2 separate regions of the Mus musculus genome follow, and region 1 is linked to region 2. Evidence: chromatin loops called from intact Hi-C (ENCODE). Cell type or tissue: left cerebral cortex. All regions are shown on one strand. Links, peaks and the distances in the headings refer to the core of each region. The heading gives the core; the rest is flanking DNA. Region 1 overlaps Ikbkb (inhibitor of kappaB kinase beta). Region 2 overlaps Plat (plasminogen activator, tissue).

Region 1 (5,378 bases), core at 193-5,192, 99 kb after region 2:
TTTTACTTGCGTACCACCCCCCATTTCTGGTTTGGTCCGAGGCCCATCAGATTTCTTTCCTTGTAACTTCTGCTCCTAAGCCAGCCCAAAAGCGTTACTTGGAGCGGCTCAGCTACGAACCCTTCTGTATCCTGAGCACACTGTGACCTCAGTGCGACCCTAATCCTCGATGCCGGAGTCACCACAGCTCTTCCCTGCTTGGTTGACGTCAGTTAGTTACCAAGCCACACTCTCGGCCACAGGGTCCAGCTTCATTGACTTCCCATTTGGGTTAAGTTTATTTGCCCCTAGTCTCTGGGACAGCCACACATAGAAAGCATCATCATGGTACCGGACACAGATTCTCGCTGTGAGTTGTAAGCTGCCAAATACGGCTCCAGTAACTTATACATCAGAAAATGGACAGACAAAGATGAAGCCTGCTTCCTGTGCCAGAGCAAGCCTGTCAGATCAGTGCCTTCCACTGACAAGAGAACCTGGGGCAGACGTAGAGGCAGCACCAACGGTTCGGACTTCCCGTACTATGACCCCAAAATAGCCCGTGGGAGTTACAGTTCCACTAAGCAGTCTTGTTTATTGTCCTTTAGAAAGCACTGAAGTGTTTTCTTCCTGCCAGTGAAGTAGCAAATCCCTAAGCAGTCAGGGCTAAGGGGCAGGTGGCTGCCCTCCTTGTCCTACCACGGAGCCTTGGTCAGTGACCCCCAGTCTGTCACTGACCTCATGATCCTCCTGCCTCTGCTTCCCGGATGTCAGGACTACAGGTGTATTGCACATGCCCCAGGCCACGCCCCATCTCCCACATCACCTTCTTGCTTTTTCTTCATCCCCTCCACCCTGTTTTACTCTGGCCTTGCCTGCCTGGCTTTTTGAGCATCCTTATCAACTGCATCATCTTCCCCGTGTCCCTTCTCTAGCCTGAACTGCGTGCCCATGTCTGCAGAATATCTCTCTCAAAGTCACTCTCAAATTGAATTCTAGAACTTCTTATTTTAAAAACTTGACCCTTTTCTGATATCTTCTTTTTCCATTGGGCCCGTGTTTCTGCCTCCCCAGACATGAATGAACATCAGGTTTAAATCTCATCTTTTGGGTCATCAGTTAAGAGTACTTGTTACTCTTTGGAGGAATCTAAAATTGGATTTCAGTTCCTACATGGTGGCTCATAACCACCTGAGCCTCCAGTCCCAAGGGATCTAAAAACCTCTGACCATCATTGGCAGCAGACACACACACGGTCTACATACGCACATGCTACACATGCGCACATACAGACAAAATAACCAAAATAAAACAAAATCTTTAAAGCTCAGCTTCCCCTGTTGGTTCTTTGCACCTTCCTTACTGTGCCTGCCTGAGAGGACAGTAAAGCACATTAAACACTCTCAAAATTGGGCTGGGCTGTAGTTAGTTCAGTTGTAAAACGCTTGCCTAGTATGCGTGATGCCCAGTAACTCATAAACTGGCATGTTGGCACATGTTCCAGCTCTGGGGGTGGGGGGAGGGATCTAGAATTTAAAATCATCTTCAGCCACAGAGCAAGTTTGATGCCAACCTGAGCTAGGGACCAGAGGGCATGCTCAAAACAGACAAACCAAAAGTAGAAGAATAGAGGTCCTCAAATCCAGTGTGTCTTTCCTATCATAGCCTTTTCTTCCTGCCTGTCCCCACTGCCTCCAGCAGTACATTGTCATAGCAAGTCATTGTCGGGACCCCATGCTGGCTTTTTTGCTAATCCATTTTTCAGAAGGGCACTTTCTGCTGTGTGCCCGAAGTCACTGAGCAGCCCAGACTGGCCTCAAACTCACAGCAGCCCTTCACCTCAGCTCCTGAATCCTGGGCTTACAGATGTGTATCACTATGCCTGGCTGAAGGATACTTTCATCACTATCTGCTCCAGACCCCTTCTTCCCGCATGTCTCCAAGTGCAGTAGCCAGCCTGCCGTGCACAGGATCCCCACAGCCATTCCCCTGCTTGCTCTGCTCTTGCTATTCCCACACCACACCAGGGACCCTCAGCTTTTCCATCCTTTAGGGGATAGCCGTAGGTTTTGCTTGTCACTCTTGATTTCCCTCGAAGAATTCCTCTCTTCACGGCCACTGAGCAAATGGAAGGATGAGTCTGCACTTTCATCTTAACGTTTGGTCCTCCTCCTTCCGCCCTGCTTGTTAGTCATAGAACCTATTTTAGTTCAGAAAACTTGAGCCAGACCTTGAGCCTTACCTGGAAAGTCCACCAACAGGCTGGGCAGGCAGCTCCTGGTAGACTCGATGTTTTAATTAATAACAGACATCCTCTCGCTTGGGCCACCCGTTGGTTGGCTTCCTGCATCCTCCTGCTTCACCTCCCTGTCTTTCTTTCCTCCTTCTGCTCCCCCCCCCCCCATCTTCACTCAGGCAGTAAGATACAACTCCAGCCCCTGCATGTCCAGTTTTGCCTTTTCTTGGTCTTCTGATTTCTGACACCCCAAATTTTCTGGTTCATTTGTCTTTCCATTTCTTCCCAGTGTAACATATATTTAACAAGCATTCTGAAAAGAGCTTAACTACCTCTTCAAACTTATGTTGAAAGATGGGATTTCATAGGCATGCCCCTTCTCAACCAGTTCTCTTTATTGAAGTCTGACTGCTCTTCCCTGCTTCCTGACTTGTTGTTTGATCTTCTGAACAAACGTGGTTTGGAATCAAGTCGCATCCGTCCTGTAAACCCAGGGAGATCCTAGGTGCAGACCTGGGTACCACCCTGGCAATTACAGTGATGCCCTTTGTCTTCTGCAAGTACCACACCTGGATCTCTGCAGAATCCATGCTAGAACAGGCCAGCGTGTAGTCCAGAGAGCTGTTTGTTTCAGTACTGTAGATAAAACCCAGGAACTAACGCATGCTAAGCCTGACAGCATAGTCTAAAATTGAGTGTTTCAGCTCATTTCTCAAATTGGAGCATGAGAGATTAGTTAAACTTTTATGTGTTGTGATTTTCAGTTTTTATGGGTATACTCTATCACAACATCCAAGGGTTTAGATTTTTTTGATAAACTTCCAGACACAGCATTTTTTTCTTTTGTCTCAACATTGCATGTCTCATCCAGTTTAAACCAATTTAGGTTTTCTTGGAATTAAGACAGTGTTAAACAACTTCCTGACACTGTTCCTCAGGGACTGTTTGTGAAATGTACAGTCAGACTGCCCACAGCGCATTATACAATCAAACTGACCACGGCTCATTACACAGTCAGACTGATCACGGCTCATTATACAGTCAGACCACCCATGGCTCATTATACAGTCAGACTTCCCACGGCTCATTATACAGTCAGAGTGACTATAGCTCATTATACAATCAGACTGACCACAGCTCATTGTATAGTCAGACTGACCACAGGTCACTGTACAGTCAGACTGACCACAGGTCATTATACAGTCAGACTGACCACGGGTCATTGAGGATCTGTTTCAAAAAAAGATGTTTGAAGACCTTGCCTGTCAGAATGCTTGCTGTTTTAGCCACCTAAGGGGCTACTCAGTCCAAGAAAGCACTTAGAGTTTTACCTGTCTGATTCCTTTAATCCCAGCACTTGGGGTGGAGGTAGGCAGATCTCTGTGAGTTTGAGGCCAGCCTGCTCTACAAAGCAAGTCCAGGACAGTCAGAACTTGTTACCCAGAGAACCCTGACATCTTTGGCTTGCACGTGCACGAACATCACTTGTGTGAAAACATACACCACACACATACTCAAAGGATTGCCCAGTATAATATGGATCTGTCATAATGTAACTAGGTGTTTCTTGATTATAACGAAATTTCAACTTATTTCTCTAGCTGTTACTCTACGTTATGCAGTATCTGTATATGTGTGTTATCACCCTGTTTTGGGAGAAAGACCTTTGAGGCAGATTCTCCATACGAGCAGATTCTCATGCTCACCTTGAACTCCTTCCTAGTCACCCCATAATTCCTGAGCCCTGGATTACAGGCACCACCATGTCCAGAGTTTCTTCCTCGCCCCTTTTCAAGATGGCAAGCACTCTGCCACTGAGCCACTTTCCCAACTCCCCTCTCCTTTGTGATGTGAAGAAAGACTGAACTCAGGTGTGCTAAGCAGTGATGTTTTCAATTTTGTAAGCTAGTTTTTCAGAGGCAGAAACTGTAGTTCACTCTCAGGTGTGCTAAGCAGTGATGTTTTCAATTTTGTAAGCTAGTTTTTCAGAGGCAGAAACTGTAGTTCAAGCCAGATGGATGGATGGATGGATGGATAGATGGATGGATGGATGGATGGATGGATACCTAGATAGATAGATAGATAGATAGATAGATAGATAGATGCATGGACAGATGAATGGATCGATAGATAGATAGATGGATGGATTTTGGATGGATGATGGATAGATAGATGGATGATGGAGAGAGAGAGAGAGAGAGAGAGAGAGAGAATACTTGTGCCTCTTCCAGCAGTGTGGCGGAGCACCCTTGTTGCTTCACTCTATAGTCTTTGATGTCAGCATGGGCAGCTGTCCACTGCCTCGCTTGTCATTCATATTCCATTTGTGTGAGAGAGTTATCTTCCCTTCACCTTTGTTTGTCCCCTTCTGGGCATTGAACGGAGGCCTTCATTCTCGTAGACACGTGCTCTGCCACAGGGCTACATCACAACCTCTCTTTTTACTTTTGATCTTGAAACAGTCTCAACAAGTTGCCCAGGCTAGCCTCAAGTCTGTCTCAGGCTCCTGGGCAGCTAGAGTTCCCAGCTGGATCTTTGCTTTATGCTGATTTTTTTTGTAATGTTTATAAAATATTTTAATTTCATTTTTTCTTTTTTATGATTACTTAATTGATTTACTTGCCATCCCCTTTCTCCTGAATTTTAAAGGCTCTGTTTGCTGTGGAGTGTATGCTGCAGATATTCTTTCCCAACTCCCTTTGCCTTTGAACTTTATGGCGTCTTTCACTATGAATTTTCAAAACATTTTTGTGCCACTTCCCGTGTCCCCTCCCACTTTGCTAACTGGGGTCTATTGCAGGCCGGCCTTGATCTCCCTAGAGGATGACTTTAAACTGCTGATCTTCCCGCCTCCCAACTGCCCAAACACCACCATGGCTTGTCTTTATGTGATACTTCAGCACTTCATGCATGCTGGGTGTCTTAGTTAGGGTTTTACTGCTGTGAACAGACATCATGACCAAGGCAAGTCTTATAAAAAACAACATTTAATTAGGGCTAGCTTACAGGTTCAGAGGTTCAGTCCATTATCATCAAGGTGGGAGCATGGCAGTATCCAGGCAGGCATGGTGCAGGAAGAGCTGAGAGTTCTGTCTTCATCCAAAGGCTGCTAGTGGAAGACTGACTTCCAGGCAACTAGGGTGAGGATCTTATGCCCACACCC
Region 2 (5,378 bases), core at 262-5,261:
AGAGTGTGAGTCTCCAGCTACCCTGGGAGATGGGTCATTTAGTGCTGTTTGTAAGGTTGGTGGCAGCTAAGGTCTAGAGGAATCTAATGGTTTCTCCAGGTTGTAAAAGGCAAAGCCATTAAAGCCCCAGGTGCCCATGCCAGTCCTTTCCTGTGTGCCACACGGGCAGAGGGTGGAGCTGCCAGTTCCCAAGTGTCTCTTGTAGAGGTTTTTCTGAGGGAGATGGGCATCTTACTTACTTTTCCATTGCTGGGACAAAACACCTCGACCAAGGCAACTCATTAAAGAAGGTGTTTAATTGGGCTTACAGTTCCACAGGGTTAGAGTCCGTGATGCCGGAGCAAAGGCAAGATGGCAGGTATGATGAGAGCTCACCACTTGACCCACAAGTAGGGGGCAGAGAGCAGAGTGGGAATGACATGGGCTTTTGGGCCTCAGGGCTCACCCCCCAGCGACACACCTACTCCCATAAGACCACACTTTCTAATCCTTTTCAACTGGACCAAGAATCCAAACACAGAGCCTATAAAGAGTGAGTCTCATTCCAAGCACCAGGTGGAGTCTAATGCTGCCAGTTGATACGAGTAGTCACTGATAACTCTCTAAACCAATTTTCTAGACATCTATAGCAGGACTTTCTGGACCTGCCAGAGATTAAATGACGTAGGGACTTACTGATTTCTAGTATAGCTTACGCTTTTAGCTTGGGCTATCTCCCATCTAGCTCATTCAACTTAACCTTATCCTAGCCCACGACACACCATGTGATTAGTTCTTTGCCGCTCTCTCTGTCCCAGTTTGTCCAACCACCTTCTCGGTACCTACAACCACTTCCTTATCTGGTGGTGAATCCCCGCCTCTGATTCTTTTCCCAGAGACCCTCTCTCAGCCTGCCTTCCCTTTCCTGCCTAGCTACTGGCTGTCAGATCTTTATTAAGCCAATCAATGGGTGAGGAAGGAGGGGTATTTACAAAGTACCGAGGCAGATGATGAGGCCTAAGAATAACACCACCAAAGTCAGGCCAGCTCTCAGCTGGTACAGTGATCAGCAATTGTATATACAGAGTCAGCTTTCACACGGTGCACCCCAACAGATGTCTGTTCACTACCTGGAAGTGTGTTGTGCTTGTTAAGAGCTCAGTTTTGGGGCTGGAGAGATGGCTCAGAGGTAAAGAGCACTGGCTGTTCTCCCAGAGGATCAGGGTTCAATTCCCAGCACCCACGTGGAAGCTCACATCTGTAACTCCAGTTCCAGAGACTGCAACTGCTTCACACAGCCAAAACACCATTGAACATTTTTTTTTAAAGTTCAGTTTCTGTTTCTCTTAGACACTACATATGTATGTCTCTATTGGGAGACAGGTTCTATATACCACAGCCTTCATGATGAAATGAAAGGACAGCCTGTGGGGGTAGGGTGGGTGTCACTTCTCTGTTTCCTTTATGTGACTCCAGAGGACTCAAGTCATCAGGTTTGGCTGTAAGTGGCTTCACTCATGGATCCAGGTTGGTTTATTTGGGTTTTTTTGCCCACTTCTCACACATGTCTCTAGTACAGTGCCCTCCCTTTTCCCTAGCAACTTTGCAAATATTAAATGGAAAACCCCAGGAAAGGGCAACCTTTCAGGTTGTGTATTATTCTGAGCAGCGTGATGAAGTCTTTCACTGACTTGCCATCCCACCCTGGCAGGCCCCATCTTTCCCTGGACACAGATCACACCTTGCCCCTGGTCTCGCTGGCCACTAAGGACCGGCCAGTCTCCACTCTTAACAATGGCCATAGTATCTGGTCTCTTTGTGCTCAGGTAACCGCTATTTTATTTAGTAGCCCTACTTCACAAGTAAATGCGGGGGGGGGGGGGTTCGGGGGGGGGTTGGATAGGCCAGTGAAAAAATAAGAAGACTGAAAGAAAATGCTTCCTCTCAATGAGAAATTCAAAGTTCCCAATAAGAACAAAAATCCCACGTGAATGCCTCAGTAAGGACAATACTTGTAACTGAAATTGTAAAGCACTTAAAAAAACATATGCAAAAAACAAAACTCCCACTGGGATCTTGGAATGGGTTCTGTACAGATCAGGGCTGACTGCTGTATCCCTTCCCTCGGTCTTGTTTTAGAGGGATTGGGCCTGGGAGCAGGAAACGTCATCAACTTATATTTTCTTCTATGCCAGTAGGTGGTGACTAGGTGCCATCAAAACTGGTTGTGATTGTTAATGGCTTTAAAAAGGGACTTGATGAGAAGCCCAAGGGATCTGAAACACTAAAGATTGTGTGCTCAGCTTTTGTATACGGAATTGAAGTCTATTAGACCTTGCCATGCACAGACCTGGGCTCTGTGCTCCTCTGGTCTCTGACAACCAAAACCCACCATGCAGTTATCTGGGATCATAGTTGCTCTTTGGGTCTGCTATCCTCTTGTATTACCAACCAGGAATAATGAGGTAGCATTGACTTCCCCTTGACTGGTCCCCTTCTGGTGAATTCCAGACTTCGCACCCTGCATTTCCTAACCAACTCTGGGCAGGGATGAGCTCGCCTGACCCTTTAATATGATTCATATGACCGTCCAGTTGGACACTTCCCTGCAAGAATGAGCAATTGTCTTCATCTGTGTATGGTTTCCAGGACTCCCCTCAGGAATGTTGGGGCCTTTTGACTTTGTATTCCCATCCCAGGAGGCTTTTCAGCTTCGGTTTCAGTCTCAGTAATCCTAGTGTCTGAAGAAAGTCTTTTCCAGTGGGGGAGGGAGGAAGCCAGCTTCCACCCGAGGGCCTGGGAGAGCCTTGCTTCCTGCTATCTCAAGCGTTCTTTTCCAGAAATGAACTGAGATGCACCTCTGTCTAAAATCTTAGATCAGAGCATGAAGGCCGACTCATGTGAAGTCAAGAAATCTATGACTTAGTCTCTGACTCCAATGGGTGGAACTGGTCTGGGTACTTCAGAGATTTCGGGAAATCACCTGACACCTCCCCCATCAAGTCCCTGGCCTTTAGCAAATGTCTTTTGTGAGTTTAAACTACTTTTCTCCCAAGAGCCTCTAACAGGGCAGTACCAATAAATTCTAGAGAGATAAGACTTTTCTTTCTCTTCCAAAATAAGAAATTAATTAGCCACACCCAAAAGCAAGCATTACATCATGAGATAGACTCTTGGAACGAAGATGTGGTGAAGAAAGCTGGGACAGAGGTTGTGTCCCATGATTGGGAAGACAGTGTGCAGGGGCCAGAGAGAGATGAGCCACAGAGTGCATACCACACAGGCCTAAAGTGTGATGCTCCAACCTGTGGCAGAAGGGGAGAAACGGCTTCTGAGAGGTCTCCTCTGACTTGAACACCCGCACTCCCGTGCGTACACACCTGCCGACACCCACGTCACACACACTAAAGAAAGGGGATGCTGGAGAGGCAGGGCTGAAGCAGCACATTTGTGTGCATTGGCTTGCAAGCTAATTGTTCCTGGGGAGTAGAAAACCAAAGCAGAATGGGGGTGGGGGATGGGGGGGGGAGAAAGCAACCAAGACAGTAACGTGTAGTCTGACTGAACCATCTCTGGTTGAGCCGTTGCTGTCAGTAAGGGTTTTCTTCCTCGGTGTTGCCGTAGTTACTGTCCACAGACTAACACAGCTGTCTGCTCAGACTGTGGTCATAGTGTGGTTGATTTTTCCAGATGTATCTTCAGTTTATCACCTCCTGGAACAAAACAGTTATTTGGTCTCCAGGGTTCCTGGTTTCTAGTCTGCAGTCCTGATCGAGAGTTCTTATCAGATGGGGGAGGGGGGATAGGGCGGGGGGGGGGGCTGCAGCTCAGTGGTAGAGTACATACAAGGCCCTCAGTTCAACCCTCAGTCCCATGATGGCAGGTTGTAGCTTTGTGCCAGCAAGATGGCTCAGTGAGTAGAGATGCCCACTCCTGAGTCGAAGCCCCAGGATCCGCACGGTGAATGCAAAGAACAGACTCTGCCACATACCCCGTGACTTCCACATATGCAATATAACTGCCCCCCCACATACAATAAATATTTCAAAAGACTTTTTTTTAAAGTTCACTTAAGTTCCATGTCAACTCTCCCTGCCCTATTTCTTCTTAAAAAATGTATTTACTTGTATTTTATGTACATTGTGTTTTGACTGCGTGTATGTCTGTGTGAGGGTGTCGGATCCCCTACAACTGAAGTTACAGACAGTTGTGAGCTGCCATACGGTTGCTGGGAATTAAACCCAGGTCCTCTGGAATAGTAGTCAGTGCTCTTAACCATTTAGCCACCTCTCCAGCTCCCTCCCCCATTCTATTTCTATTGGGTGGCACCCAGAATATTGCCTTGGGGGTGAAAATTTCCACACATTGACTGAATAAAAGGAAATCTTTCAATTGATTCAAAAAGAGAAAAGAAAAGAAATGTGAACACAAATAAGCCATGGATATGCACCAGTGGAAAAGTGTGAAAAATACCTCTGAATTTATTATTTAAGTACAGTATAATACAAAGTTATAGTAACAAAGTAAAAACTAAAATAGATTAAAATATAAATATACTAGTGTTATTCATCAATTATTAAAATCATACAGTTCTCCCAACCATCTATAGAGTTTATAAAGAAAAAGACATTTACACTGTATACAAAGGGATATGTCCCAAGAGTTGAGGAGTGTGGAGGGATGGGGAGTGCATGATCTCAAGGATTTTATGGTGCTGTGATTCGGCCAGATACCCCTTCCTTCTCGTGGAGGCCCTGTGGGGCCCCCTGTGTAACTATAAAAACACATTCTTGTCCCCAGTGCAAACTTTCACTCCTGAAAGATCAAGTTGTATTTTTTTGCTGTTGAGACATGATCTTGTGGTTCAGTGTACAACATAGTGGACCAGGAGGGCAGACTTTGGTCTACCTCTCTTTTTAAAATCCTAGAGTTATAGGAAGGTTGGCATCTCCCTGTCATCTCATCTGACAGGATTTATTCTAAAGCCAGACCTTCATCCTTAAAACTTACAAGTTGTGAAGTACCTGTCACAGGTAAATGCTACATCTGCTCCCAAAGACCCCCCTCCCCTCTCCCGAGTGGCAGCTCACGAAGATGATGGTGTAAAGAATGCTTGGCCTTTTAGGCGCATCTTCTGTAGAAGAGGAAGAGGAAGGCAGGTCCTCCTCTGGATTGAAGGAGCTGGGCTTTCTTTGTCATTGCTTCATGTTGTCGTGAATCCAGTCTAGGTAATTCGTAACCTTTGTGTAGACCCCAGGCACATCCTTCTGCCCACAGCCGAGGCCCCAGCTGATAATGCCAGTCAATGTCATCTGTTTATTGATCATGCACACCAGAGGGCCTCCCGAGTCACCCTGTGGAAGAGCATAGGTCAGTGGTTTGTACGCGTGGCAGACTAT

What was found. Hi-C counts contacts between places; a loop is a spot of excess contacts. Peaks named below come from ENCODE experiments on the same cell type or tissue, not always from the same donor. Only the 100,000 strongest peaks of a DNase experiment are listed, where the experiment ranks them.
Region 1: it touches region 2 in a loop (2.0-fold over the local background); 2 of 42 quality-filtered maps call a loop at or near these places.

The regions. Positions count from the first base shown.
Region 1 is chr8:22,683,200-22,688,577 of GRCm38, reverse strand. All of the region lies in intron 5 of Ikbkb (inhibitor of kappaB kinase beta), which reads left to right. Among named protein-coding and RNA genes, the nearest start is that of Ikbkb, 21 kb to the left of the region's middle. In left cerebral cortex, for the core only: no CTCF peak of the experiment used is centred there; a DNase peak (open chromatin) is centred at 2,143.
Region 2 is chr8:22,781,903-22,787,280 of GRCm38, reverse strand. Plat (plasminogen activator, tissue) reads right to left here. Exons shown (of 14, transcript NM_008872.3): 14 at 4,433-5,333. The coding sequence ends at 5,175. Among named protein-coding and RNA genes, the nearest start is that of Ap3m2, 21 kb to the left of the region's middle. In left cerebral cortex, for the core only: a CTCF peak has its summit at 2,182 (motif pointing right); a DNase peak (open chromatin) is centred at 2,172.